Linked DNA regions of Mus musculus: all the other regions are linked to region 1. Evidence: chromatin loops called from intact Hi-C (ENCODE). Cell type or tissue: left cerebral cortex. All regions are shown on one strand. Region 1 has its middle 160 kb from the start of St6gal2. Region 2 has its middle 17 kb from the start of Gm26291. Region 3 has its middle 38 kb from the start of St6gal2. Region 4 has its middle 230 kb from the start of Gm32055.

What was found. A loop is a pair of places that touch in the nucleus more often than their neighbours do. Peaks named below come from ENCODE experiments on the same cell type or tissue, not always from the same donor. Only the 100,000 strongest peaks of a DNase experiment are listed, where the experiment ranks them.
Region 2: it touches region 1 in a loop (14-fold over the local background); 2 of 42 quality-filtered maps call a loop at or near these places.
Region 3: a loop joins it to region 1, with 4 times the contacts of the local background. A loop is called at or near these places in 2 of 42 quality-filtered maps.
Region 4: a loop joins it to region 1, with 2.8 times the contacts of the local background. A loop is called at or near these places in 2 of 42 quality-filtered maps.

What each region holds. Positions count from the first base shown.
Region 1 is chr17:55,277,939-55,285,938 of GRCm38, forward strand. No RefSeq gene overlaps it. Among named protein-coding and RNA genes, the nearest start is that of St6gal2, 160 kb to the right of the region's middle. In left cerebral cortex, no CTCF peak of the experiment used is centred here; DNase peaks (open chromatin) are centred at 3,537 and 4,405; H3K27ac peaks cover 1,895 bases.
Region 2 is chr17:54,664,765-54,672,764 of GRCm38, forward strand. No RefSeq gene overlaps it. Among named protein-coding and RNA genes, the nearest start is that of Gm26291, 17 kb to the left of the region's middle. In left cerebral cortex, no CTCF peak of the experiment used is centred here; a DNase peak (open chromatin) is centred at 4,934; H3K27ac peaks cover 1,765 bases.
Region 3 is chr17:55,402,910-55,410,909 of GRCm38, forward strand. No RefSeq gene overlaps it. Among named protein-coding and RNA genes, the nearest start is that of St6gal2, 38 kb to the right of the region's middle. In left cerebral cortex, no CTCF peak of the experiment used is centred here; DNase peaks (open chromatin) are centred at 3,323, 3,854 and 4,700; H3K27ac peaks cover 1,411 bases.
Region 4 is chr17:55,079,065-55,087,064 of GRCm38, forward strand. No RefSeq gene overlaps it. Among named protein-coding and RNA genes, the nearest start is that of Gm32055, 230 kb to the left of the region's middle. In left cerebral cortex, a CTCF peak has its summit at 7,888; DNase peaks (open chromatin) are centred at 4,495 and 4,838; H3K27ac peaks cover 1,213 bases.

The DNA of each region.
Region 1 (8,000 bases):
CTGATGATTATATTTCTTCCCTATATTCTTTCCATTTCCTTCCTACCTTCCCTCCCATCTGCATCTACCACATTTCTGGCTCTTACTAGAAAACATCAGGCATCTAAGAGATCACAATAAAATGAGATATAATAAGATTAAACACAAATTAGAATAGGAAAAAACAACAAACAGAATGAAAATAGCCCAAGAAAAGGCACACCCAAAAAATAGATATAGATGTAGAGAAACACTTGTTTGCACACCAATGAATCGTATAAGGAAAACAAAACCAGAAGTCAGACTGTATAAACAAAGAATCAATAGGGGGAAAAGACATGGAAAAAAAGCCTGACACAACATTATGAGACAAGGAACCTCCAAAGATGCCATTAAATTCATTTTCTGTTGGTTAGTTGCTTAGCATGCAGTTTACACTTAATAATGAGACTCCATTGAAGAAAACTAGGTTTTCATTTTCAAGTGGTTATCACTTGTGGACAGCTTCTGGGTTAGAGATGTAGGCATGTACCACTTCTCCTTTCAGCTCTAGGACCCAATCTAATGCAGATCCACTCAAGCCTTATGCATCCTCCCTGTCTTTGTAAGTTCTCATGTGTGTTGGTCATGCTGTGTTTAGAAAGCTTTATTTCCTTGGTGTCCTCCACCAAGTAAATTTTTTTTCATTAATGTATTTATTTTCTTTACACCGACATATCAGGCCCCACCTCCTTCCAGCACCCTGACACACACACATACACACATCTCCTCCTCCCATTCTTCCCTCTCCTTTTCTGAAAAGCAGGAGGACTCCCTGAGTATCACCCTACTCTGGCACATCAAGTCACTGCAAGACTAGGCACATCCTTTCCACTGAAGTTAGGCAAGGCAGCCCATTTTGAGGAAATGGATCTAGAGGCAGGAAACAGATTCAGAGACATGCACAGACCCAAGTTATTGGGGAACTCACAGGAAAACTAAGCTATACATCTGCTACATATGTGTGTGGGTTGGGGTGAATGAAGTCAGGGTAGGAGGTTGGGGAACAGATTCAGTCCATGCTCATTCTTTGGTTGGTGGTTCAGTCTTTGGAAGGCCCCAAGAGTACAGAATCATCAACTTTGTTGGTCTCTCTTTGGAGTCTTTATCCTCTTTGGGTTTTTCAATCCCTTCCCCCAACTCTTCCCAAGCTTCATCTAATGTTCCACTGTGTGTCTGCATCTTTTTTCATTGACTACTCTGTGGAGCCTCTCAGAGAGCAGTTATGCTAGTATAATATCTGTAAGCATACAGAGTATCATTAGTAGTGTCAGGGTTTGGTTCTTGTCCATGGGATGGGTATCAATTTGGGTCCATCATTGGTTGGCCATTCCCTTAGTCTCTGCTATATTTTTGTCCCTGCACATCTTGTAGGCAGGACATACTTGGAATTGAGGATTTTGTGGATAGGTTACTGTCTTTATTCCTCCACTGGGAGTCCTTCATGGCTCCCAAAGGTGGCTACTTCAAGTTCTATATCCCTCACTGCTAGGAGCCTCACCTAGTCACCCCTACAGACTCCCTGGGGCCTCAAAATAGAAGTAATGACCATTGGAAAAATATCTTGTCACAAAGTCACATACCTACTTCTTAAAGTGAAATATTACCTGCAAGACTTTGGAACATGAAATCTCTTCAGTTCATTTCTGCCAAACTGAAGATATTTCATGTTCAATAGGATCACAGGAGTCCCTCTAGTGTAGAACAAGGCAGAAGAATTCAAGCCTCAGTCATGCTAGTGGCTCACATACCTGGCCAATCATCGGTGGGCTCACAACACTATCATTGGGTAGAAAGTGAAATTGGAGCTGCCCCCCTTCCACTTCCTTTGCTTTGACATATTGAACAGTTTGTGTTTAGGTCTTAAACAGAAAGTGTGACCTCTTCATAGCACAAACCAGCAAAGATGAGGTGAGAGATGCAATCTTTTCCAATTATCCTAGTTCCAACTTGTGTTTACTCTCTTCTGCTCTATGTCCCTAATTCCTTCTACCTGCTTTGTGTCATTTAAAATATGGTACCATTTCAAAGATAATGACTTACAATGGCCACTTGATCATGTCCCAACAGCCTTTAGGAGCAATCCTACATAGAAGCTTATTTGCCTACTAGTAGTTTCACTTATAAAAATATATTTTGAATAACAAATAATCAATAAGTTAAAATAGAACTTTATCATAACTGGTCTTTCTCAATTCACTTTTTAACTTTCATTTACAATTGGTGTTTAAATTGATGTACTTATAGGATACACTATTATGTACTGATACATGTATATATTGTACAATGTCCTAATTAAAGGTATGTATTATCAATTTCCAAACAATCTTGCAAATTAGTTTTAACAAAAGAATAACATGAGTGGCATGATGTTAAAAAATTTACAATTTGATTGTCTCTAATTGGGGCAACTCTAAATCCCTAACAAATGCACAAGAGAAAGTCTTCACTTGGGAGTTCTGTAAAATAGTTATGAAAACAATTCATTGGTGGCAAACATATTATGACTGGTCAGTTGCCTAAGATATTCTTACCCAAAAGATGATGCGAAACAAGAAATTAATTGTGACTTCAGCTGCCTCTCTGTGGGATTTCTGTACTTTGACATTTAGCAGTGGTGAATACAAACCTCTTCGAAATTCCAGACTCCATTTTGGAGAGTCTTTGCCTCAGTGGCTTTGCCTCAGAGTTGTTTCCATTAGAATAGTAAAAAGACCTCATTCAGTCAGAGTCTTTCATAATTTGTGTAGAACCCAGAGTTGTAGTGGAGACAAAATTTGGTCATTTCAGGGGAAAGAACACAGATTTCACAATTCCAAGTCTCTACCCAAAAGCGAGAAAAATCTATTTCAACAGGACATATGGGACCATTATTTAAAATTGTCGTGGTTTGAGTGCATCAAAGAATTTCTGAGACTCCAAAAGTTCCCAGATCTGGAGGATATTAGTCTGTTAGTATGTTGCATACATTCAAAATTCTGGCTAAACATTTCTCAACTGTCTCTCAAAAAATACATTATTCATTTTTTTTCACCAAAGAAATTCCCATTGAGTATTTTTCTCATTATAGATATTTTCCCAAGAACTGAAACAGTGAATGAGGTCTCAGCCTTCATGGACTCTTGTGAAAGATAAAATAGAGAAGAAAAGCACATATTTCATATGGAGGCCATCTTCACAGAGAATCATTGAATTAGATAGTATCCTATGTAGGACCTTCTGAACAGGTGGTCCAGGAAGACTCATTTCAGGAGATTCCTTCATTCCGGGCCACAACATAACCTGTCCACTTCAGAGGAGATGTGACTCCATTTTAGAAAGAATCATAGACACCAAAGTTCAATGACCAAATGATCAAGCAAGTGTCTGTCTCTTCTTTGTGGGTGTGAACCTAAGGCTCAACACTGAACATTTTCAAAACAATTAAAGAGTTTGGAACATAGAAATAAAAAATGTCCTGTCCCCTCCTCTCTGCTTGTTATTCTTTAAAAGAACAGATGGCCAGTCTCACTGCCAGAAAACTTTCTCCTACTTAATTTAGCACACAGATCTCTCTGCTCTCATCTCCCCTCTCATCTAGTGTCAGTACTGTAAATTTTAGAACATAATTATTTTTGGATGTCTTCCTGTTTTTTCTTGCTTCTCCAGCTAGGTCATACCTGGGCAAGTGCTGTCAGTCATTTTCTCATATTACACAAGGTGACAAGAGAATTAGTTTGTGTGCCAAAGCTCTTTCCCATTGTCCTTGGCTATAAATCCAAACGCCACTTTTCAGTTGACATTGTAGTATGCTTAGTTGCTTATCAGACAATGAGCAAGAAAAAAAAAGATAAAATCAAGTTCACGTTCAGGTTTACCTTAGTGATAATATTCGCATTCTCTTTCTTTTCTCTCTTTCCCTCTCTTTGTCTCTTTCATTGTCTATCTTTGTCTTCCTGTTGACACTGGCCCTGGAATCCCAGGATGATTATGTGGATCAGAGTCTAAATCATTAAGTATATTTTTTTAAGAATATGAAATAAATTCTCTTTTGTGGTTCCATAAAATGTATGTAGCATCTGGTTTTCTATTCTCATTTCTGATCTGGGCCTGAGACAGGATTATAAAACTCTGTTTACAAGGCTGTTAAAACCTATGAGAGTCATTGATATTTCTACCAGGGCAGAGTGAACTACTTGCTTCAGTCATGCAACTGATTACTTCTGTCTGATGCCAAAACCTATCTTAACCTAATGTCCTGGTACTGTATCTCCACAGTCAGTGAGGGCTAATGTTGTTCTGCTCAAAACATTATTTCCATGATAGGCATTAACTGCAACAAACTGCGGATGTCAGTTCAGATTCACTGGGATGCTGAGAAGCTGCGTATTAAGCTGTATTTAAGAGCAGAAGGGGAAATTCAGAGATACAGGGAGAGAATTGGATTGTCTCCTCTTCCCAGTGCTGTAACACACCTGATTAACTGTCATGAGCTATAAACAGATCATAGTGCTCTGATTAATCACTAGGCAGACCTCAATTATCAATAAATCCAGAACTAGGCCTTCAACAGCTCACTCCAGATGCCTTCCAGGAGATAAAAATATCTATGTAATTGAAGAGTGGAAAGAAAAGTGTAAGAAATAAGCTCATAGACAAGCAGTAAAGCTTATGAAAACTGAAAGATAATCAAACCCAAAAGTACTTCAGGGGATCAGTATATTGAAATGAATGTGGGTGTGTATATCTCAGCCATTCCAGATCAGTTCATTTCACCAAGATTTTGAGTTTATATATTTCAAACTTAAAAAGCAAGTAGTGTGGCAATTTCTCAAACCAGCACTCTAATTTGGAAAATAAAAGTGCCTCTTTTATAAACACTTCACTGGATGTGGAAATATCTATTTTATAAGTGCATGATGCTAATGTACACTGCCTAATGCCAGCTTTCCTACAAATAGACTTTGGATAAATAAACAGCTGGATCTTTAATTACTTGGCCTTGTTGGTCTCCTTTTCATCATTCAAAGACCAGTTTCTTCCATTTGATGGACTCTCGTCCATAACCAAAGCCCCTGACTCACAGTTTAAGTAAAAGTCTACAGTAGGACCTTGATAAAGCTTAGAACAGCCCTTCATTATTTCTTCTGGACATGTAAAAAAAAATAATACATACTTTTCTCACTGCAAATGTACTTGCCTGTTCTGGGTCTACACAAGACTAGACCCAAAAACAGTCAATCAAGTACCAGGGAGAGTTTCTCCAGGTCTTAGTCCACACAGCTGACGTATTAAGTAATGAAGGATTCTGGGCACAAGGAAATCATTTCTTTCTGGTGATTGTGCAGTGGTGCATCTACTAGACTCCAATAGATAGTTTCAAAACCTGATCATACATATGCCTCTGGAAAAACTCAGTGAGTCACAAAACAAAGCAAAAAGATTTGAATGGAGAGAGAGAATATGTAAGGAGGCAAGGGGTTGGTGGGTGTCAGAGAGTCAAAAAAAAAAAAAAGTAGGATATCTTAAAGGAAGTTAAATCACCAGAGCTAACAGTGCTTCCACCAAGAACCATACAATAACAAACCCTAGAACCAGATGCAAGAAAGCTCTTCAAAGAGTTGGCCAGGGTAGTTCAAATGACACCTAAAATAATATAGATTATCAATGTATCCTTAAGATGCATATATCTATGGATCAGAGAACATCAGGAAAGACGGGGTAGAATGATTGTAAGAACCAGAATTTTAGAAGAGACATCTTTTACTATAAATAAGACTGGTATTAACAAGATTGAAACAATCAATGGAAACTTTAACATTGAAGGGGAAATGTTTCACAGACTTCCATCCCAAGACAAAGAACTACAAATAACTATTAACTGCTCAAAGAATTAGCCTCTTCCAGGGCTCTCTATTGCTTATTCAATGTGCATCAGTAATCTTTGAAATTACGTAACAAAAATTAATTCACCAGGATCTGTGAATGTGTGTGTGTGTAACAAATATAATCAAAGAAATGTGGCAACTACTAACTTGAGAGTGAGAGAGTATAGCAGAGATAAGTTAACTAGGAAAGAATGGAGGGAAAAAGAAGATGTAATGCAATTCTATTTGATCAAAAATATTTTTAAAACTAAGCAAATATTTGAATATTAACTATCATCTATAAAAGTACAAAACTGAAAGTATGTTAATTATATAGTTTCATAAAATTGTGTGTGTGTATGTGTGTGTGTGTGTGTGTGTGTGTGTGTGTGTGTGTGTGAGAGAGAGAGAGAGAGAGAGAGAGAGAGAGAGAGAGAGAGAGAGAGAGAGATGAAAGTAGACATAAAATTGTCTAGCAGGACAAAGCACACATACTGGAGTTCCTGAGAAAGAGAAGAACTGAGTGTAAAAGAAAATATGTTCAATATACAGTATGCCCACAAATAACTTAGATAAGTAAATTATTCATTAACAACAAAGTTCATGTTTATAATCAAGTATAATAAATACATGGAAATATCATAGGAGGATATTCAAGCCCCTTTCATTATCTACTATGTAATTTGAGCCACTAATAACTGACGTTTCCTCCATATAGTCATCATATTACATTTCATAAAAGCAGTGGAGAGTCCAAGTTCCTTCAGAGGTCACCCAGGGGGCTCCTAAGCCCCATTGTCTTTTTATTATGCTGCCTCTGCAGTGGGATGCATTTCTAAAGTAGCATTTAAAGTGCACTGAGGCAAAGAGGGTAGAGGGCACCATTCCAGAGAACAGATAAACAGACATAAGCTATAAAATCTCTCCAAAGAATCCCTCAGTCGTTTGTAAGTGGGAAAAATGGATCCAAACCCAGGAGTCCCAGTTTAAGTTCTTTCTGTGATGCATACTGTGTACTAAAGATTGGTGATCCCTGAAACTTAATAGTAAAGTCATCATCTCCTGTGTGAAACAACAGCATGGCTTATTGTAGGATGTAAAGGATGCAAGACCAAAGTATTTGAACCTTGAGAATGGCATATTCCTGTAATTCCATCTACTCTGAAGTATGAGACATAAAGATTGCATGATAGAAGCCAGCATAGGAATGAGAGCTGGTCTCAAAGTGAAATTTTAAAAAGATTAGTGATATTGTTCTGTAGAAGGACACTTACCTAGAATGTCTGATGTCCTGGATTGCAGCCAGAGAACTGACAAAACAAAACAAACACACAAAAACCCCAAACTCCAAATTGGTATCATGTGAAATAGACAACAGAGAACTCCTTAGCTATCTTTGCTCCATGGAAGAAGACCAGGAAATGATTGAGTACAACTCAGAAATGGGTCTTCATTAGAACCCAGGCATGCTGACGACATGACCTTGGAACTATGCTCTGACCGTGTGGTATGAGGAGGAAGAGCACAATATTCCAAAGGAGAAAGTTCACCAGCCCCAAGCTTCGCAGATGGGGCCATTTTCCCACGCCAAAAATTCTGTATGTGAGCCATGATGGCCTCTGCTTCATGCCCACCTCATATTCATCTGGTGAAATCAGAATTATAAGTGACACCATTCTTGCTAGTCTGATACTATTTTATGTTTGATTCTTTTGTGATCATGCTCTACTGAGATACAAAAATGGGGTTTGTTGTCTTGAATTGACACAGTGTTGTTTCATTCAATTCAGAATATTAAAATTTCTCTTGGTCCTGTCTGGGGTAAGTTTTGTGTCAATCTACCTGCATCACCAACTAAGGCAAATAACAATTCCTTTCATAGTTTCTGGGAGCTCTGGCAGGTGAAAAGGAGACTGAATAATAGTACGGTAGGAGCCATGTAATCCAATTTGAGTAACTTTGAAGAATGAGAAATTTATGACTTGCTTTTGGGAGGGAAAAAAAGTAATGCTGTCTAAGGAAAATAAATATGCACTAAGGATTAGAGCCGTCAATTAGCAGTGGGCTAATGTTTTATGTTATCATTGTAGAATATCTAACAAATTTCATATTAAAAACACTGAATTGGTTTATTAA
Region 2 (8,000 bases), 610 kb before region 1:
CAGCATCTGTGTAGTGGAAATTAGAATTACAAAAGCAACAGTGTGAGAAAGTGTTTCTAAGTAATTGGGGGCCTAATGTAAAAATAATTATCATTTGAAGCTAGAATTCCATTTTATTTTAAGAAGCACAGGTGGCGGTAAAGTTGGAAAGAAAACTAAAAGCACGGCAAAAATAGTATCCTCAAGCATGCTGCAAAATAGATCCATGCAGAGGGATATGTAAATAAATATGCAAAAATCTTTTGAAGATAATGAGCAAACAAAAAAATCCTTCAGCAGAACAAAGAGGACAATGATATGAACTCACTTCATAGAGTCAAGAGGGCTAGTAAGCCAATAAAGTAGTATTTATCAAAGGCACAGAGACTACTTTCAAATTAATAAATGATAGATTATATTTTTATTCACAAACTGTTAATGATATTCACTTAAAAATCTGCTTTCAAAGTGAATGAAATGAGGATATGACCACTTCTAGATATGGTAGAGAAGACTATTTTTTTCTGTAGATATGAGGAAGAGTTCAGCCAGAGGCATCTAAAAGGTCCAGACTGAACCAGGACATGAGCAGAGAGAGCAGAAGAAAAGTGAGAAAGAAGCAGACAGTGACTGAGTGGATCAAGAGAGAATTCAAGGACCACGAGAAGAAAAGAGCAGAGCACATGGTCTAAATGACAGATTTATATAGGCAAGAGAAGCCAGGGGAAGGGTAGAGATGCCCCGCCTCTGGGTTGGCAAGTGTTAAGGTAAGGGAGAGAAGTGCTTATGAGCCAAAGATACTGAGTGAGCCTTATTCCAGGTTTCTTTGGGATTTGAGAGAAAGTTTATTATTTCTTAGAAAACTAGTCACAGTTTGGGAGGGAGAAGAAAGCAATCACAAATGGGGATGGAGGAAGGGAGCTAGGAGGGAACGTAGCCAGGGTGGGGGGTGAGGAGAGGGGAACCTGCTCTAGTATTGGGTGAGGGAAAAGGACTAAAGCCCTGAGGGCCAGCAGAAAGGATGGAAACAGGCAACCTCAGGAGGTCGGAGGTTGGGGGGACCCTACAGAATGCAAGGTCTCAAATGACTTGTTTTTGCAAAGTGTAAACAAAATACACTTGCTTGAAGTGCTACTTTGAACACACGTACAATTTATGTTCCCTATGTCATTGATTATGAGAGACCATGAAAAGAGCCAAATCCCTATGTCTTCCTTGTGATCAGTGTCTTTCGGAAGTAGTCACAGCAGCTAAAGGTGCTATATCCAATTGATGCTCACATGTGTAAAAACAAAACACAGCACAGACATTAAAATTTTCACAAGAACTAACACAAAGTAGATTATAAACACTAATGCAAAGCACAAGCCAATGACATTTCTGGTACAAAAACATGACAGGTAATGACTTCTTTATATCTACAAAAAGCAGGAGCCATGACAGAAGAAATTTTACTTTGTACTTTATCAAAATTAAAGACCTCTGTAAAAGAGAAAACAATAAAAAGACAGTCCACAGACAAAGAAAATCCACAACAGTACTTATTACCAAAGCACATATGCTAACACATGCAAAGAGCTTTCAAATCTTGACAGAATGAAAAGGAAACAACTCTATTAAAAATAGGTATTGACTTAGCATGGTGTTGTATCAGAAAAAGGACCCGTGGCTAAGCCTGATGGCTTAGGTCGATCCTTGAGACTCATGTGGTAGAAGAAGAGAACTTTGTAGGGGCCAGTTCTCTTTTGACCTCCACATTCTCACAATTTCATAAATCCACCATGGAGCACAAATGTGCATAAAAAAGAAAGAAAGAAAAATGTAATAAATATGATTTAAGATTGGTATATTTAAAAATACTAAAGAAAGTATGGAGAAAAAAATTATATAAAAGATATTGGTAGCCATTACTAAATTGCAAATTTAAAAAAGTTATAAAACCTTAACACACTCATACCATATGATCATACTATCATAACCTTAGGTTTCCCAATGAGTTGAAATCATGTGCTTCTCACTTCCTATGCACGGTTGTTTATAGTGTCTTTATTTGTAATTGTCCAAACTCAGAAACAAGGACACCCTCAGTGAGTGAGTATATAAACTAAGTTGCACCTTTAGTGTGGAATACAGAATAAAATGGGAATCCTAAATGCCTGCTAAGTGAAAGGTAATATATTTTTTTATGCCCACTATATCATATTCTGGAAGAAGCAAACTAGGTACACAAAAGATCAATGAATAGCAGAGGTAAATATTCTGCATGATATTGCCATGGTGGATACATAACATTGAGAATCTGTGAATACTTATAGAATATATTGCATGGGACATATTGTGAATTATCACCAACAAATAATGATACACAAATAATGACCACTTCATCAGCTCTAACAATACATCATGCTAATGAAAGTTGTTGGCAATAAGGGAAGTACAGGTGGAAATCCCATAGAAACTCTCCATTTTTTTTTAACTAGGTCACTACCTGCCAATTTTAAAAGGGAAGGAGAAGGGCAAAGAACAAACCTCTTGTGTATGAATCTTGCCTTCTCCAACTCATTTCTGATTAAAACTTCCTAATGTCACTTTAACTTGGAAACACTGACACTTTGGCTAACAGAAATTTATTTTGGCAGGTTTCTGATGTGGTTCTGCTGGCAAGGCTGTGAGAGCAATGAAGATGCTGGCTGGATGAGGCTGTTACACTGCAGTGGAAATTTTGTCATTGCCTGTTTTGTTTTCAGAAAATATCACTGAAACCAATAAGTAAGACAGCTTTCATTCTGACTATGAAGGAATACCTTCCCAAGCAAAATGATAGACTCTTTAAAGAGGTTCTTCCCTTTTTATTTTTCTGCACACACACACCAAAAACACTGTCACTGAACCAAGATGAGATTTTGACATACATGTATGGGATGTAAGGACAAGAGTGTGAAGTACAGTAGTTTATTAAGAAGCCTCTTTGTCTTAACAATGACTGAAAATTCCTAAAAGCCTTTGCGTCAGCGTAACTGCATCTGGAATTACTGTCAGTCTCAAGATGTGGAAGGATGTTTCCTGGAAGAGCTTAACTAAATATGAAAAATGGGAGGGAAAAACAGAGATGTCTGATTAAATTTATCTTTTGAAAACAGCCAATTCAAAGGAAAGAAATGATTCCAGGAACTTTCAGTAAGGCCTACTGAGACAATCCTTGCTTTGTGGTTTTATGCTCAGGGTGTCCCAGTGGTGAATGAGTTATTGTTCCACACGATAGCCTCTGCAGCCAGAAGCATTTATTTTTAGGGACTTTGACTAGGCAAACTCAGGACTTGTAACTTCAGTATAGACAGGAATCTCAGGGTTACTCAGGGAGAAACAGAATTGGAATTCTATTGAATATAGAAGGGAAGACATTCAGAAAAATGATAAAAGCATACATAAAGCATAGAGGAAACTTCCTTAAGAAGAGTCACATTATTAAGATATATATGGACCTCGGTTATAAACATAAAGCTTAAGAGAAAGAAAGTAATATAGGAATGTATGGGCTCTGGATAAAGTCTCAATCAGTTGTCTTATAAACATAAAGCTTAAGAGAAAGAAAGTAATATAGGAATGTATGGGCTCTGGATAAAGTCTCAATCAGTTGTCTTATTAGTCATGCACACCATATTGGTGCTTCTCAAGTTACATCGCAAAAATTTTCTGAGAACCTGTTATTTTTCTTCCTTTTGCTTTTTAGTAACTGAGATTTCAAAATGACTTTCAACATTATTCCAGTCTCATAAGTTAAAACCAGGAGCTGCTATAGACACTCAAGGGGTTTAGTTCATGCTGCTTTCTGTAAATGGGATTTCTGGTGAGATGCTTAGAAAAGCACAGGTTTTCATCTAGTAAGAAAGAAAGCCCTTAAATATATGTTACTGGGCTGGATTCTGGATTTTCAACTGACAAGAAGCTTCAGGCAATATTGAGTAAGTGCCTCATTTTCTTTTCCAGATCCCTACAGTTTTCCCCATCTTGTATCCTGCCTCAAGATTAGAAGAACATGAGTGTGGAGTGATGGAGCTTAAGCAACACAAGGCAGCCCATAGATGTACTGGTTTGTTGTTTTGAATTTTCCTCTTTTCCAAATGCATTCCTTAATGGGTTGAGCCATGTACTAGATATTTAAGATGTTCTGAGAGATTGTACCTAGATGCCAAAATCTCCTTCCAGTAAAGGATACACAGTTAGATTAGGAAGATTAACTGTTCTCAGAAAGCTGGGAGACTCCATGCAGTAGCCTCTTATTCTACCCTTGATGGTAACAACTCATATTCTTACAAATGCTAGAGAGAAACTCTGTTGTTTATTCTCTTTGTTCCCATGCCATGCAAAGAATTCCTGAATACCAGACCCCAAATCTAGGACCAGCTTCTACCAGAAGACATGCAATCAGCTAACAACAGCTGCAGTGTAAATGAACTGATACTCCTCTCCCAAATCTGTATCTCTGCCTCTTTTCTTTGAACTTCTGTATTTTAACATTTAAAAAACTAAAGGGAGAAGCCATCCTTTTTATCTTTGACAACTCAGCAAACAGATGTACTATAGCTCTGAGTAGGCATTAAAATTCTTTGTTTCAATGGCAAAGGGGTATACAAATAAAGCCCCCATTTTATGTCATGCAAAAGAATAGATGAATCACTCTGCTGACTTGCAGGACTAAGATGTGGTAATTGAAAATTTGACAAAGTAGATTGAAATACATTTAGCCTGTTCTGTAGGATTCTGGGAGTTCTTTATATAGCTTTCTTATTTCTATCTTTCTCTTTTCATGGAAGGAAAGAATGTGAGAAAAGGAAACAAAGGGGGTAGCACTAGGCAGCTGCTTGAACACTCTCGGAACTAGAATTTGTTGCTGGGAAGTTATAAGACACTTCTGTTTAATTTTGCATTTGCTGGTATTTTTGTCTTCTTGACATTGAGTCTTTCAAAGATGCTTAATTCAGTGTTGTGGGAAGAAGCTTATGTTGCGCTATCTCATTTTTCAGCCAGAGAGCAATCACACTCAATCTTGCAAGGTGTTTTGTGAAACCATTTTGTGTGTAATAGCATTTGGTTGTTTTAGCTCTTGAGTTTTGGTTGTAAAATGCTGTCTTTTGTGTTTCCTCCTGTGAGAAAATTCATTAAAAGGAAAGACAGGATGACCAAAGGCAAACTCAGAAACTAGCAGCATCTCTCCTGCTGAAGCACAAAAGATAGAGTGATGTTGATAACCTCCCTACATGAAATCCTCCCTGCCTGGCCTCTCCCCAACTCCCTGGCTGGGTCTAAAAATACATTCCAAGAAAGGAAAATCCACACTGTCATTGATAGGCTTTTTAGAAAGCTCAGCCTCTGTTTTCCCAACAGGTAGTAACACTGTTTTTTTTGAAAGTAAAAGAAAATTTGAGCACACTCTCATTATATCTAGTCATTTTCAAGGTCAGGTGCAACTACTCCCTAGTTTGGGAAGGATGGGCTCAGAAGACAGCAAAAGCATCCTTTTGAGCCGATTTCTATGGGTGCATTGCTGTGGTGTGGCTCCAGCAGAGATGGGCTATTACAGACATCTTTCATAATGCAAGTATAAAATGTCTGTAATTCTTTAACATCTGGTAACTGATGTTGGCAGCTACATGGGAAAGGAAAGGCTGAACCAGAACAAATAGAATGGTTATATAAATTGTTGTTGCTCAGTTAAAGAGACTAAAAATTAGGCCAATATTCACAAACTGTAGTGAAATCAGATCTCATACATAGTCATGAGCGCTAAAATTTAGCTTAGAGTAAGAGAGACCCCCTCATTTTTTACATACTTATGTAGAAAGACCAGACAAGAAAATTATGCTAGAAGACACACAAAGTAGGGATGCAGAGAAAAGCTTTCACGAGCTTTCAATGGAACCTAAACATCAGAGAATACATTTACTCTTTCTAAAATACCTGCCTTTTTGTCCCTCCCTCTCTATGCTGGGAAAAAAATGCAAGTTTGAAAACTACTGAGGGTTTTTGTTCTGAGTGTTTATACTGAGGATGATGATACACTGACTAGTACATTACTATGAGAGTATTTGCCTCTCAATTAACATGGCAATGCGTTCTTAAATTAAGAATGCATAATACTGCTTTGCATTTGATAATTCTCTTAAATCTATTTTTCCATATGTTGAAGCTAGAATATATTCATGATTAGTGGTTTATAGGAAGGATGTGAGGAACAGGGTGGCATGAAAGTTGGTTTGGTTATAACCAATGTGTGCTGTATGTATTGGTGGAAATATTCCCATTATTAATTATAATCAACATATGCTAATGAAAACCTAGTATCATAATATCACTAAGAGTGAACTGGAAACTGGATAATCTAATGACAATGACATGTGGTATTATACAACATGCTTACTTTATTAGAGATCTAGCTGGATAAAAGCAGGCTCGGAGATAGTTGAAGATTCAGCCTTTCCTCAGGATCAGCTTTTGAGGCGCCATCTTCATTTCCCTTCAGAGTCACTCATGAAGTGGAAACTTAAGGGTTATTTGGATAGTCGGTTGTGTTGGATGGTGTTTTGCTGCGGCAAACTTGTGAAGGAACATTTTGCTGTATCAGACTCAGGTGAGAGGATGTTCTGCTAAAGCAAGCACATGAAAGGACACATGATGAAGAATTCTTTGAAAATGACGCCTGTGTATTGGTCCGCTTCGCACTGGGTAGTTGAGTTCCATACTCCATTGAGAGAAACACAACAAAAAACTTCTGGTGGGGTGCTGTAGTTTCTTGCCACTTCTGCAGATTTGTGCTGATTGGCAGAGTGATGTTAGCTGAGACAGAATCACTGACAAGTCAAGACAGGAGATGAGGCAAGACTCAGGGAGGACACATGATATTTGGAGGGAGTACAAATAGGCCCAATGGACTGTAATGTAGGTGGGCTAGGTTCGCTTATAGAGTGAGCTGTACATTGTGTTGGTCTGATGTCTTTACTCATCTTTGCTTAACTGAGAGAGACACAGCCAAGAATTTCTTCTGGCATTTCTGCTGGTCCCTCCTGCTGACTTGTGCTGAGATTGAGGCCTGGCTCTGCTAGGTAGGGCCACTATTGTTGATTTGTGTCAGCTATCCTGACTCTATCAAACTGGACAGTTGTTATATCTGTGCAATGTTTGCAAGTGGATCTAGCAGCTGCTGCTGACTTGTGAAATGAACTACCATTTCTAGACAACACAGATGGGAGTTGCTCTAAAGACCCATTTCTAAACAGGTCCATCTCCCCATATCTTTTTTTTTTTCCTACTACCTGTTGTGGGTGGTAGGCTAAAAAGGAGGTTAAAGTGTTTAAGAACCATCAATAAAAATAGGTTTTGAAAAAAACTAAAATAACACACTAATTTTAAGAAAGGGAAAATATCACAATTGTTTTTCATTATTTGAAATAGCATAAGAAAGAAAACAGTGGAAGTGGCAGGGATTTTGATAGGCAATTTCCCAATAAAACATGGCTATTTTGCATATTTATTTACTTTTAATTTTTCTTTAATTATTTTCAATATATTATCAATGCAAAAAAACTATAGTTTTCATCTTCAGAAGAGTAGAAGATAGTTCATTCTAGAGTCACATTGAATGAACATAGTCTAGGACCACATGTTTAGGTTACTCAACATTCCAGCTTCCAATGTGAAAACAGTTTTATGACATTTCATAATTTTATAGATCAAAGGAAGTCATAAATAAAGGCAGATTTTAAATACTTTGTAGAATATCAGACAGCAAGATAAGGGAAGCTTTGCTATAGACCTAAGATGCTATCAGATGACATTTTTAGCTTTTGAGTTGGTAGAAGTGTAGGCCATAATTTAACAATGCTATCCATATTTGTTCCTGTTGTAGCTGTCAAATATTCAACACAAAAACCTGTTAAGTTTATTAGCACACTTTCAGTACTATGACTGTGCAGATATTCATATATTTTAAACCTACAAGCTATTTATTTCCCAGCCACATGGTC
Region 3 (8,000 bases), 120 kb after region 1:
CTCTCCTCCTCAGACCTCTCTCTCTCTATCTTCTCAATTCCTCTCTCTGCCTCCCTTCTTCTTCTGCCCAATCACAAGCCTCCCACTGCCCTATTGTTATTGGACAGGGACAATCTTGTAACATTCTTCATCAATTCAACATTTATATTTGTAAAATTAGTTTACTTGACATTTGTTCTCTGCCATGCACAAAAGATGCTATGGCAAACCTAAATTCTTGATTTCATCAATGTGCCTTCTTAGACAGGAGTTAGATAGTAAGATTGTACAGTAGAAACCATGGGATGTGGAAGGTTAAACACTCTAGGACACACAGTACTCACAAGTCTGAATTTTTATTCCTTACCTTCTGTGCTTCAGTGTTCAGTTGCTCTTGCTTCTTTTCGGACCATATATATCTTTCCATCTAACAGGTAAGTTTCTTTCTCTTCTGCCTAAGTATCTACTCAAGATCATGGGTTCTATAGTCATAATTTTTTCTTTTCATAAGATGACTCCTTCTTCTATACTTCTATTCTACTTCCTGAAAGTACCCAACTTCAGAACTCAGTTTTACCTCCTTATATCATTACCTGTTTCTGGTCTGAAATTAACCTTGATTCTTTCCAGCAAAACCTGATAAAAGTATATATGCAACCCAATTTAGTTGAGTCAGAAGTTAGGCTACTTCCTCCAATTAGTTACAGGGCTAAGGATATGTCTTGGTAGACATATTTTCTGGGGTTCTGGCCATTCAGAATTATACAATGAAGAAAAGTACTCAGAGCTACTTAGAACTGTAAGGAATGGAATATGTACATATGGAATTCAAAATAAAAATGTATTAAGGCAGACAAAATTAGATTAGAAAATAAATTTAAAGACTAACACTCAGTTTACTCAGTGTCTTTTTAAACATGAAACACAAGGTTAAAACATATATCCTTTATGAAAACAAACATATTAAAAAGCCACAAAGGGATCAATTCTTAACATATTCAGAATGTTCATATTACTATAGCAACTACTGTCTTCACTGTCTAGCTTTCAAAACATTTGATCAAGATAACATTAAGTTGTAAATCCTCAGGAAAATGCAGAAACCAGAGTAAGTGAGAGTCAATTCTATTCTACACTCTGCCTCTGCCATGGACTTATTGTTGACCCTGGAAGCACATTTCTTTTTCCTTCAAACTGACCCTCAGTTAAGATCTCCATGACCTTGAACTCCATGCTTACAAGGGGGTAATTGGTAAAACTTGCCCCATGGCTTGTGTCCATGGACATTAATGTCCACTCCCAAAGTTAACAGAATATACTAACTTTCTGGGAACAATGTGCCTCTTCTCGGTGCTTTTCTTACTTGCTGTGGTGGCAACAATACAATTTCAAAACCATTAACACTGACTTCAGAGAGAACCATGGTCACATGTCCTAGTTATGCCCATGCTATTTTACATCAAATCTCTCCCCACATAATAGATTACATTTGCTCACTTTCTTTTTTTTTTTCCATTTTTTATTAGGTATTTAACTCATTTACATTTCCAATGCTATACCAAAAGTCCCCCATATCCACCCACCCCCACTCCCCTGCCCACCCACTCCCCCTTTTTGGCCCTGGTGTTCCCCTGTACTGGGGCATATAAAGTTTCATTTGCTCACTTTCTTATCTATGTCCACCATCAATGGGGAAACCATGGAATAATGATGGGTTTTCAGGTGGGAAAGGAACTATCTTTTTAGTTTTGTTTCCACCATACTTAGGTAAAGTTGCTGGCTCATAGTAGAGAGGTTGGCTTGTTTGTCTGTTTGTTTGTTTTTGTTTTGCTTTGTTTTTTTTACTTGACTGGTGTTTAGTTTGTTTAGTCTTGTTATCAATCTACCTAATAAAGAACTGTAGGTGAGAGTACAGTGGTCTGGTCTCAGTTACAACAGGAACAGTTTCCTATAGGGCATGAGGAACAATGTTAGGCTGCAACCACAATATCTGGCTAACTGTTATTCCTTCTACCCTTTTCAGATAAAACCGCTCCAGAAAAATAGTAAATGTTCAATTGTGGTTGCACTATGTTGTAATCTCATGATACATATACCTATATATCAGCATTCTGAGACAGAGAAATTAGAAATATTTAAAGGCTCCAAATATAAGGAATCATGATAGTTAAGGTCTGGCCTCTGAACCATTCTCATACCGGATATGATTCCTCGCTTCATAATGGAAAGAAATTGCAGATGTGAGCCAAAAACTAATAAATGCACAGGTAAATCTGGGTGAGAGTACCCAGGTATAGACAAACAAACAAACAAACAAACAAACAAAAGCTTTTTCCAGTCTCATGACAACAAGGGACACTGCTTGCCAAGAGTGACAAATGAAGACAATGCAGAACTGAGGGAATATTGAAAAGTAGGTTTCCTGATGCAAAAGGTAAGTGAGTAAACTGTGTTGGTTGAGGATATTTGTGTGTGTGAGAACCCATGAAGTTACCTATTTGGTAGGCTTTGTGCCCTTGGCTGGACCCAGTGTCACAGGATGTTCATATATTTCACAACAATGACCCATGTCAATCAAATCAACTAAGTATTAGTCAAAATAGAGTGGTGTATTTCTTTTAGGCCTTGAAATTTGGCACTGGAAGGTTGTATGTTATAATTAAACTGATAGGTTAGACTTGAACAGCTGCTTTGAAATTTTATTCATTGCCTAAGCAAAATGTAATAGGTTTTGCATTTCTTAAGAAGATTAGATTAAAACTGCTCTACATCAAAAATAGAAAAATACAGCTTTCCACAAATAATCAGTTATTTTTATTTAAACACATTTGAAAGGTGTTTAAAGCTCTGTTTTTTTTCAAGTTCTCACTAACAACAGATTGTATTTTAAAATGTGACATTGGTCTATAACATTCATCCGACTTTTGAAATTCTCCGTTGAGATGGCCACTTATTGTCAAGTTTTATCCTAATACAAAAAAATCTATTAAAATAAAACATAAGCATCTTTTTTAAGTCACACACACACACACACACACACACACACACACATACACACACAGCCATCGCCTACATGAAGATTCTTCTCTGCCTTCTACCTCTAGAGCACATCCTGTACTGGGGACATCTTATTATCTTCCTGCTGCCTCAGAGGTCAACTGGCTCTGAAACCTTCCCTAGAAACCTCAGGCAACATCTACTCTGCATGGTGGTATTCCTTCTCTTTCTGTTGTTGTTGTTTTTTTTTTTTTATGTCTCATCTCCCTTTTTTAATGGCAATTTAACATTTGGATTATTCTGAAGCCTCCACAGACAGACTACATAAGTGGCATTCATGTAACACTTACCCACATGGTCCATATGTCGTATTGTGGGTAGGCAAGATGTTAAATAAAGCTTTAATAGATGCAGAAAGGCTGCATGCTATCAGAGATCATGATGTTTCACTGTAACTTTGACTCACTCTGTCATAAGAGGGAAAAAGAATTGTCCATTTATGTTTTCTTGGATCTTTTACAATTTCTCCTTTAATCGTTTGTGAATACATGTTCAAAATCTTAATTATATTACACCATTTTAAATTATTTTGTTTAGCCTTTCACTTGTCTTTTTGTTTTGGTCTTCTTTTATAACTACATGTTATACCCCAATAAAAAAACAAGTAAGTCTGTAGTAATACTAAGGCACATTGTGTATGAAATTCTGCAGAGTAGAGGAGACGCCCTGGACTTGAAAGTTGCAGGAGGTATGTTACCACCGGGATGAATGCTGTGGTTTGTTTCACAGATCAAAAATAGGATTTGATTGTATAATGAAAAGATAGAAAATATATCTTAGTTTTTAAACTCTCAGCATATTCCCTGAGCACTCTTAGTGTGTACAAGAGTAGCACCAGGTACTCATCCTGTCAAATAGTGTCAAACACCTGGTAAAACCCAGAAAAACAGCCTGTCAGCTCATCTACCATTGAATATTCATGAAACAAAAGGCCGAGATCTTTGCAAGCATCAGACACAACTCTATGATGTTCTTAGAAGCTTCAATTCTGGGAAAACTATCATGTGCACAGAAAAATCACAGCCTCTTATGTTCACAATGACACAAAGATAAAGAGAGAAAAGCTGCAAAGGATAGGTGCTCTTGAGTTGATATGCCATTGAGCAATGAATATGGCAAGTGAAGAGTTCTGTAAAGTACCATTTCTAAGAGTGGAGTGTGGTATACTGCCAACAAGAGAGTAACATTCTGTAAAGGGTCACGTAACACCGGCATGTGACCAGTCACTTCACATGCATGGCTTTCTTGAATACTCAGATCAGTATTAGGATGTGGCTTATGTTGGCTTATGTTACACTACAGTAATACACTGTACTAATACTATCACTAATATAGTAGCTATGACATTTAGAACAATGCCTATATATCAATACAACCACTATTCATTTAATCACTTAGGCTTGATAACTACCTGTTTATTAATCCTTGTTACAATTTGAATATGAAATGCCCTTCATAGATATCTACATGTTGGTGCCAGTTTGAGAAGTTCTGGAAACTCTAAGAGTCTAGGTACAGGAAGTAGGTCAGTTTGTGTCTTTTTGAAGTTTACACCTCTTCTCTTTCTCTCTGCTTCCTGTCTGTGCTAAAGAGAAAGCTCCTTTCCCTCAGACTTCTGATATCATAAATCCTACCCTAGTGATTGGAGCTTCCCAAGCATGGATAGAGCCAGGACAATGCCTCATACATCAATTCTGTCAGCTCTTTTGTCATAAAGACACAAGATAACTAGCACAGTTCCATTTAGCAGAAGGGGATTAGCCAGTGAACCTGAGGAAGACAGACTTTGGGTAGAAAGTGTTCCTGAGGCGCCTTCTCACAAGTATTCCCAGCACAAGTCTTCATGGAATGCTTTCTGTGTAAAGACATACTATCAAGTGGTTTTTTTCCTTCACCACAGTTCTGCACTGTATTATTTTTCTATGTATTTTTCTAATGAAATCCAAGGAGCTTGTTAATTTTTATGTAGTCTAACACTGCTCAGTGAAGAACACTGACTCAATGCTATAAGACTGTAGGTCTATGTTAAGTACTACAACAGACATCATCTAGGGGAGGTGCCAAGAGTGCCCAGATGAAACAACAGGCTCTGGACCATAGAGTCTTCGAAAGTTCCATGGAAAAGACACATATAAATACTCAAGAATGCCTAAAGTAGTCATTTTTATTAAATATGATAGACTATTAGGAAAGTACCTCAGATAGGACATCACCTGCTACTTTAATGGCAAGCAGGTAGGTCATGTTTCAAATTTCAGAGATTAGGCAACCTTTCTGAGAATCAGACGATAATGTTTTGTTTGGAGAACCATCTGTCTAAGGATGTCACAGTGACTTTGTAAGTGACATCTTTCATAGGAAAACAAAATCTCATCATAAAACCAAATAAATTCACACAAACATCATTTCATGCTCTGGTGGGTGTTTCTTCCCTCTTTGTCTTTCCAGCTAAACAGCTTTCATTTTCTACTGATCATTCTCTAGTCACTGCTGATTTAAGTCACACTCTCTTCTTAAGCTGTGCTTGCTATACTTTGATTTCTTTTCTTTTATTCTTAATATATGCAGGAATGTATATTCCATGATAATCAGGTGGTGGTCAGAGCACAGCTAGTTGCCACTGAGCTACCTTCCCTGTTTCTTATTTTTTTTATTTTACTTCCTTGCTCCTTAAAGCATTTGAGGTCCATTTACTCCTGAGATATTCAAACAATACTTTCATATTCTTTCAAAGATAAAGTTTAAAAGTATAAAAAACACAGGACACCGGGATGAGTGAGGCACTCTTGAAAGTTAGACATGAAGCCCATGGATGCTGCCTGTTTATTGTGAACCTATGCTGAATACTGTAAGTTCATAAAGATATCAAATTAATCTTCAAGAAGTGAAACACAAATGAGAAGTACGAATCTTGATTGCAGCCTCCCTCCTGACTGGTCCTGAATCAGAAGACCTAGCAGGTTTGGTCTTTGCTTGGCAAGCTCACAAAACACAGACATTTACAACAAAAATTCCAGTTCCTAGTCTTCCAAGAAGATGAGAACATTGCATCAACTCTAATGGTATAGTCTAGCTACCTGTGCAGGGAGTTAACTTCCTGGAAGCCTGATTATAATAGACAGTCACTTTCTTGGAAGAGAATAGCCTAGGGAAGCTGGGGAAGTATGAATACAAAATTTCCTTCTCTATCTGTACAGACAAGACATGAAACACAGCCTCTACCAGCAGGTTACATTGATTTCAGGAGTGTGTATGTGAGATAAACTAAAGAAATTCTATCCTACACTCTTGCTGTTGCTATGGACCCAGACCCTGCATCCAGAACCCTGACAAAGAGGTACTTTAGAAATTGCATAGTGCAAGTGCAAGTGTTCTTGCTCTGTGTCAAGATTCCCTGAAAATGGGTGTATTCAGATGAGAGGGATGCTTTTACAGGGCTCCTTAGTAACAAAATCTCTTTGATAGGTCTTCCTGGAACTGGTCAGAGGTTGGATGTTTCCAAGTCCTCTAATGTCTAGGGTCAGAGCTGAGAAATAAATATTGTAACATTTAGATGAACTGGGAAACTTACTTTCTCTAAAAATAAAAGTGCTGGAAAGAAGAAATAGAATTAAATCATGACAAGTCATTTCCTCTTTTGATAGAGTCTTAGTTATACTGTAGTTTGAATACTTGGAATTATATCTTTAAGAATAAATTATGTTGAGACAGATTTAGTGATGGTCCCTAAGAGATATGTCTATATCCTTATCTTTAAAACATAAGAAATTGACAGATTTTGGAAAAAGAACCTGTGCAGATATAAGTAGGAACGTTAGCATAAAACCATCCTCACAAGGTAAACATATAAGAAGGAGCTTGGATGCACATGGATGTAAAACACCGGCACAGGGGAGCAGTGTGAAAATATGAAAGCCAAACATGGAGAGACCAAATATAATCTAAGGGACACCCGCAGCCACCAGCTTCTAATAGGCAAGCAAATATACTCCCTTAGATATTTAAGGATGACAGTCTTACCAAAATGACTTGGGTTCATCTTCTTTAAAACTTGGAGAAAATAAACTTCTAGTGGTTAAAACCATCAAATCTGAAATAAGAGCTATAAAAAAGCAACACAAATACTATGTTAAACATTATTACTTCTCATGAATTAAAAACATTGGTTAGAGAAGGTAGGTACTCGTGACAAGTTTCTTGAATGTATTATATTTTCATCTAACACTAAAAGAACATTCAACAAAATTCCTGATGTTTATCCAAAATTAATTTTCTTTAAAACTAATCCAGATTTTGGAGGCGTCTCGGCCTTGTTTCAGTCTTAGGTTGAAAGCAACGCCATTTTTGACTGAGACTGGGGGTTACTGAGGATGAATAAAAGGGAGGCTTTCTCTTCAAATGAGTTTGAGACTTTTTTGTAGGTTGAATGTTTCTAACCATGAGAAGAGTTTGACATTTGACACCTGGGACATTTAAAGGAATTTTCATTGTATGATTCTATATTCTTACATTTTAAGACAAGACAAAACATACAAGAAGGGTGGAATTTCTATTATCCTTCATGAAATAGGAGATGCAGTCTTTTCCATGCATTTAAATTGGCTTCTTAAATATTTTTACACATTTCTAAGGGCTGTATTAAGGAATAGAAATGACACCCACTGTTATATTCATTGTAAAGTTCCATGCAAGAAAAATGTCCTTTGTGGCTGCAGGTAAAATTAAACAATTCTACTTTCAATTTATTGATACAATGCTCTAGTACAGTTCAGCATTATTTGTGAACTCTTGGTAGCTGGAGATGTGGTGTCAAATGGTTTCCCTCCAAACCACCCAAAACATCTGGTAGGGAGAATTCTGCCTCATGGACAAGTGCATTATGAGTCCAAGTTCTAAGCATTAATTAATTCATGATGCTCTCACCTGCTGCTATTGAAACCTTCAGATTCTGCTGCTCCTGAATT
Region 4 (8,000 bases), 200 kb before region 1:
TTCCATTACCATCGTGCTTACCATCTAAGATAATATGATCCAACTAATTACTCATAAACCTAGCATCAATTTCATTTTTCCCTACGTATAAAGCAAGGTGGCATTGGAAATGACAGCTTACTACTTTGTTTATATTAATTATATCCAGACACTGGAAGCTGATAGTGTAATACTGACTGGAATTGAGCCATAAGTTTAATACATAGAAGTACCATCCATTTACCTGGACAACTCTTTGCTGAAATATATTTCCAGAGCAGAGCAGGAAAGAGAGGGTCCAATGATCACAACTGATATTTATGTCTCCTACCTGTGGCTAAGTGAAGTAACCATTACAGAAGTTGGCATTGCCTCAGGGGCTCCTTACTCTGCTGTGATATGAATCATGGGAAGCTAAAACTTTTAAAGGACTGTTTATCACACTGGATTTCAATGTCCGGTAGAAAGAAAAAAAGAAATCTTAAGGGAATTGGAATTTGTGAAAGTATGTGGGTGTTTTGTAGCAGTCTGCTGAGTATTCAGACAGACAATTGAGCTCTGCCTTTCTCCAGTGTTGCACAGTCCTGATAGGGCTTATGTGGATGCTAACAAAGAGTTGTCCTGGGACCTGAGTTGGGTCTACATCCTAGTGCCAAGGATGGTACTAGAACACTGAGACTGTGAGATGAACTTTGTTTGAAATTTATTAGATTTCTGTGCAGGAAACAAAAGAGATCAACCTCTGTCCTTTGACAGATAGTTGAGGGATCAACAGGCCAGGATGGGAGTGAACACATGTCTTATAAACCTTTCCCAGATCTAGTGCCATATGCTTCCCGATTCAGAATAAGAACTCCAAAGAATAGCATCATTCATTTTGTAAGCCCAGCATTAGTGAAAGAGCAACCAGGGGGCAGGGGGAAGGGGAGGGACTTCTGAGTTACTGACTGGGGCACGGGTCCAGGGAGGTATATCTAACCTGAGGAGAAATTCGAAATTTCATTTCTCATTTCTTATTCTCATGAACTGAGTAAACAGGACATTTTGAAGGATTGTTCAGTGTATTCCAACTCCCAGTTAGCCAGGTGGAAAGTTAGTTTACAATGTGTTCTGAAAACTTACATTTTTTTTTCTGTCTGATTGGCATTTAATAAGTACATGAAGAGCTCTGGTGTAAAATTGAAAATATAATTTATAGTAGATACACACAGCATCAGAAAGGTTTAAATCTGTACTGAGCTTGGACAAGCCTTACCTCATGTATCCCACCAGAGGTATTCTTAGTAGTTCAGATGGCTAGAAAGCAAATAGGGCTGACATCAAGACTGTGTCAACAACTGCCAAGGAAGGTCTCAACAATTCAGATGAGCTTTTCTGGATAATAAATAAATAAATACATAAATAAATAAACAAATAAAAGAAATAGCTAACTGGCTAAAACACTGACTGAAGAAATGCTTTTCTGGGTATCCATCCTTTCCCACAGAAAAGGTAAGACACAGTTCTGTTCTCAAGCAGACCTGGGAACCTTGCTGGACACATGTCTAGTGTCTGAGGATTTGCCTGGGAAATCAGTGCCCTTTCCTATCACCAAAACCTGTGATAGAAATGAAATTGCAACTTATAAACTAAATGAAAAAAAAAATCTTAACTTTCTTGCCCCACCTCCTCTCTTTCTTTTTCTTTCTTGTGGTCTTACTCTTTCTTTCACACACACATGCACAATGCCATAATGATATATACAAAAAGGAATTTTAACCAGCATTTATCAGTTATTATTCTTAGTGATGTTGGTATTTTTAAGTTAATATTAACAAATGAGAAAATATATGGTTTTGAAAATTACTATTACATTATTGAACAAATAGGTAGCTAAGTAGAAAAATCAATCATAGATTGAAGATCACTCTAACTTGATCTAGAGATACCACTACGGGTTTATGATCTGTCTGTTGCATTACTCTTCTGAAACATATTTCCTAGTTTTGTCCACTTGAACAGCCTGGTTACATTACTGATAATATAGTGACATCATCAGAGGCATAAGTGTGATCCCACTAAAGCAATTCCTGACTGTAATGGGAGGAGTGTCTAAGATTGATTCTTAGTAGCTCATAACTAGAAAGCAACAAAGCATCCATCAAGGCTGAATCAACTGCCAAGAAAGGTTTCAATAATTATGATGAGCATTTCTGGGAATAAAATAAGTAAATGAATGAAATATCTAAATGACTAAAACATTAAGAGAAGACCAGGTTTTTGTTTTGTTTTGTTTGAGGGGGGAAGGAAAGAAGGAAGGAAGGAAGGAAGGAAGGAAGGAAGGAAGGAAGGAAGGAAGGAAGGAAGGAAGGAAGGGAGGGAGGGAGGGAGGGAGGGAGGGAGGGAGGGAGGGAGGAAGAAAGAAGGAAAGAAAGAGCGGAGGAAGGGAAGGGAAGGGAAGGAAAGAGGGAAGAGGGAAGAGGGAAGAGGGAAGAGGAAGAGGGAAGAGGGAAGAAGAGGGAAGAAGAGGGAAGAGGAAAGAGGGAAGAAGAGGGAAGAGGGAAGGGGAGGGGAGGGAAGAGGGAAGGGAAGGGAAGGGAAGGGGAGGGGAGGGGAGGAAAGGGAAGGGAAGGGAAGGGAAGGGAAGGGAAGCAGCAAGCAAGCAAGCTAAATGTTCTAAAACATTTAGTGAAGACCTTGAAAGGCAACTATCAGTTGTTTTTGGAAGCTACACAAGCATCAATTTAGTATTTAAAAACTGGTAAAAGAAAGAAACTATTTAAATAGATCTCCAATAGCCATGCAATGATTGTGGAAAGTTCTTGATTAGACAATCATGAAGTTACTAGCTTAAATTTTTTTCCTGCATGCCCCATGATAATACCTAGGTGAGTGTTATTCTCTAGAAAATAAAACTTCAAACTAGTGGATTAAATGGGCAACACTGGAAGCCATGAGCCTCTTGATGTAATGCAATGCAAAATCTAATACTCTAATGTGAAAATGTAATGCACTGTAATGCAATGTAAAATCTAGTACTCTAATGTGAATTCCTGCTTTTAAAAAAAATAGGTACAGCATCTTTCTAGCTTGGCCTGTGGTAGTTCGAATAAAAGTGGCTCCATAGTCCCATAGGGAATGGCACTATTAGGAGATATTGCCTTGGTGGAGTAGGAGTGACTGAATGGAGGAGATATGTCACTGGGAGTGGGCTTTGAGGACTGAGAAGTTCAATCTAAACCTAGTGGTTTAGTCTTTCTTCCTGCTGTCAGTTCAGATGTAGAACTCTCAGCTCTGTCTCTGTGTCAGGCACTGTGCCTGCCTGCATGCTACCATGTTTCCTGCTATGGTGATAATGCACTCATCTCTGAAACTGTAAGTGAGCGCCAATTAAATGTTTTTCTTTATAAGAGTTACCGTGTTCTTTCTTGGTGTCTATTCACAGCAATAAAACCCTAACTAAGACATGGACTCCAAATCAAATCAAAAGCTTAAGCCATATCTTGAATAGCTTGTCTGTCACAAATGTAGAATCTACTCGGTCCCTTTTTATTCAGTTCCCCTAATTACCATCAACTATACTGTATAATAGGAAGAGCAGGATATGGAAAAGGAATAGAAGTGGACATGCTGTCAGAGTTATGTCAGTGCTACATATAACACTTTGGAGCCCTAATTCAAGCAAACCAATTCTAAAGGACATTTTCTATAAACAGAAATTGACACACAAACTGGATGAAGAATGGTACTGAAGATTTCATTTTTGTTGGATATGGAAATATTGCTACATTTTATGATTTTATCTTTTAAAAATACATTTAACTATTCAGAAAGAAAATGATACATGTCTGGGGCATGCTTTTAGGCATGGAAGATTAAGGAGAAGTTAAAGAGTTAACAAGACTAGGGATATGAATTGTTCAATCTGGTGATGGGTGTTAGTGGCTGCTCAAACTATCTTCTACTTTTGTACATCTATGGTATTTTAACTCACTGAAAATAATAGTAAAGCCAGCTGTCAGTTCTAAGCCAGACTGAATCCCTTTCAATATAAACCGGCCTAGGAAAGTTTGAATTTCAGCATGATAATTGTAAATCTCTGCAATCAAAAAATAGATATGGTTATAGACATGGTCTCTGAAATCATTTATTCAGCAACTATGACCTTGATCCACTAGAACTCAGAGTACCTCTACCATATCAGGGTGCCAGCTGTATCCCAAGTCACTGGGAATTTGAATATTTTTCTCAACCTGCAAAGTGGGTAAAAGCCACTGGGTAGTTATATCTACTGATCTCCCCAGATCTCTTAGGAGATCTGAGTCATTACAAGTTCAGAATACAGGACAGAGGGGAAGCTGAAGCTACCGGCCCCCACTTTATGAAACTGACTTTAGAGCAAGTGCAAAAATCCCCATAAATGCTCATTGAGCTGATGCTGGGCTGTGTGAACAATAGATGCCCGGATGCTGGGATGGGTTTTAGTTTAGCGAATTATCTACTTGTTTGCTATGAATAGAAACCACAGCTGCTTAGACATATTGGAGGCGTTGCTCATTTCTTTTGAAAAGTACTTTCTTTTCCTTCACAAGAACACAAGACACCAACAAAAGCTGCTCTGAACATTTCTGAGCTTCTCTTTTAAGGCACAAGTGAAACAACACAAGGGATCAAGGTTCCTATTAGTAAGACACACAGTAACGTGAATGTTTTGCTTTTCTTCTCTGAGAGAGAATACAGATGTATTGTTTGTTTGTTTGTTTGTTTGTTTGTTTTTTGCTCAGTCCAAATATCTGACAAAAGCCAGAAGAGAAAGGTATCTTTCACTCGGGTTGAAGAAGTTGCAGCCCAGCATGGCACAGATGGCACTGTGGCAGAAATGTGGAGCAGCTGGTCAGATTGCATCCTCAGCCAGGGGCTCCCACTGCTTTCTCTTTTTCATTCATTTCTAAACTTAGACTTCCCATTGATAGACAACAGCATCCACATTAAGATGGATCCTGTTCTATTAACTCTTTCAAAAAGCACTCTCAGCTTCTTTCAGCTTTTCCCTAATTCAATAACAGTGGTCCCCAGGTTTTTGTCCATTGGCTGGGTGTAAGTATCTGCAATCTGACTTTTTCAGCAGCTTGTTGGACCTCTAAGAGAGCAGTCATGCTAGGCTACTGTTTATAAACACACTATAGCATCAGTAATAGTATCAGGCCTTGGGGACTCCCCTTGAGCTGGATCCCAATTTGGGCCTGTCACTGGACTTCCATTCCCTCAGGCTCTTCTCCATTTTTGTCCCTGCACTTCCTTCAGACAGGAACAATCCTGTGTCAAAGTTTTGACTGTGGGATAGCAACCCCATCCTTCCAGTTGATGTCCTGTCTTTCTACTAGAGGTCGATCCTAAAAGTTCCCTATCCCCACTGTAGAGTATTTAATCTAAGGTCCTTCCCTGTCATAGTCTCTAACCTCCCAGGTCTCTGGTATGTTCTAGAGCCCACCCCCACGCCCCCTGATGCCTTACCTCCTATCCCTGAAGTTACCTGTTTCCATTCTTTCTGCTTGCCCTTGGGGCTTAAGTCCTGTTCCCCCTCAATATCTGATCATGTTCCTCTTTCTCCCTTCCTGCCCCCTTTCTTACTCAGGTCCCTCTCTCCCTCTGCCTCCCCACCCCAGTGATTGCTTTCTTCTCCCCCAAGTGGGATTGAGGCATCCTCACTTGGGCCCTTCAGCTTGTTAACCTTCTTGAGTTTTATGAATTTTAAATCCCATTCCCAGCAGCCTCTGTCCAACACAACATGAACTTAATGGAATCCTTAGAGGTTCTTTGTGCGAAAATTATAACTTTTTAATAATTTTTAAAAATGAAATTATATAATTTCCCCCCTCTTTTTTCCTTCATCCAACCCTGCCTATGTACCCTCCATGTTCTCTATCAAATCATGATTTCTTACCCTTTAATTATTCACACACACACACATACACACACACACACACACACACACACACACACACACACACACATTCATAACTAAATATATACATATGAGTTCCTCGGTCTGTACAATGTTACTCTTAGATATACTATTTAAAGACTGACCACATGGTATTAGATAACCAGCAGTTTTAGGAGTGTTTTGTAGATGTATCCATTAGGACTGGGTTCTACAATTTTGTATTTTGATTTGTTGTAGTTTTCTGTAATGGTCTTCATCTGTCACAAAGGGAGGTTTACTTGATGAGTTGTGACAATTACATCTTTGAGTTTGAGGAGTGTTAGCTATAAATTTCTAAGATCGATGATTTCACTAACCTTGGATAGCTGTCTGGGTCTACCAGATGTTTTCCTCATGTTGAGTGGATTTTAAGTACAATTTCAGCACAATTAGAGAGCTGTTGGTTATCACCACATCATATATGTTTATATATATTTAACTTTTGGGTTTATCATACCATGCTAATAGTGGTGGTTCATGGCATTACTGCTGGATAGTTGTTTTGCTTCTTTGTAAGTTTGCACGGGGACTTCTAGTATGATGAAAATCAGACCTCGGAGAGGAGTCTTTTGGATAAAATTATGCTCAGGTCATCAGCATCCCATGTGGTATTTGGATGCACCCATGTTTCATGCATATATGTTTAGAAGCATACTATCTTCTTTATGGATTATTACTTTAATGAGTACAAAGTATTCAACCTTATCTCTTCTGGTTAGATTTTTTCTAAATTCTATTTTGTCAGATATTGGAATAAACATACCTGTTTTTTTTCCTTAGTACCATTTTCTTACAGTATCTGTTTCTACCCCCTTTCCCTAAGGTGAATCTGAGTCTTAAAGGAAAACATCATTCTTTTCCTACTAAATGTTTATTGTATTAAGTTGTCTTTTAAGTATTCCTTTTATGCCCATAGATTAGTGCATCTCTCAACCCTCAACAGAAAAGTTTCCTTCTACAATGATTGAACCATTGAATGAGAACCAGGACTGATCAACATAAAGAGAGTAAGTAACTGTGGTATGCTCAGCTCTAACTGTGGCATCTACATCACACCCCTTCTCCCCAAGTCTTAGAGTGTATTGCAGAAAAAAAGATAAAATATAAGAGTCAAAGTTAGTAGATAATAACTGCGTATCAGGATTTGTAGGACACAATAGGACCATTGCACAGAATTTACAGCAGCTATGAGTATATGCACAAGAGCTCTATAGGATCAAACTAGTTAAAATCTCAGCATGCAAAGGAGAAAGGTTCATGAAGCCCCTCCCTTAGATGAGGAGCTAGTAGCAATTGATGGATGTTGGAACTTGTACACAATCAGAGAGTCCTAAAACAGTAGTGCAGTTGTCTCTGTGATGGGCAGGACCACTGTGTTGAAGGTTAGAATTGACAGCACAAAATGAACACACAGCAGAAAGTAATGTGTCAGCAAAGTGTTTATTTGATGAAAATGAAGAGGCAGAGAAATGAGAAGATAAGTTGTTGGCAAGATAAACGCAGTTTAACAACTGTTGGGCACTATGCCCTTTGCCTTGCACAATACCCCCACAACCATATTATCATTGCCCAGAGAATAGCCATAGTAGCAGTGGGAAACCATCACAACATCCTGACTAATCACAGCATGAACTCAGGTCCCCATCACACTAACGATAATGAGAATTCTCTCTATAAGGATCACACTGTGAAAAGATATAACCTGTTAAAGAAATAAAAGTGAATCTGTTTACTAAAGTAGTAAGTAATGAAATGAATTATATTCTGAAAAAAAAAAGTCATGAAAGGTTCTTAGTCCTACAACTTTCCAGAGAGATATTGTTCTGTGCAAATAAAATAAATGAAACCTATGTGAAGAGAAGAAAGAATTTTTCACTGTCATTATCTGCAATGTTTGGTTACTCACTGAGTTCTTTTTGGTGCTTCATTTTAAAAAAAATACAGAATGCATTTGTCTACCTCTAGAGTTCATTTTTTTAATTACAGAGAAGAAAGGAGTTACCTCATTTTACATTCACTCAACTAATGCTGACACACAATGGGGTCTCACTTACGT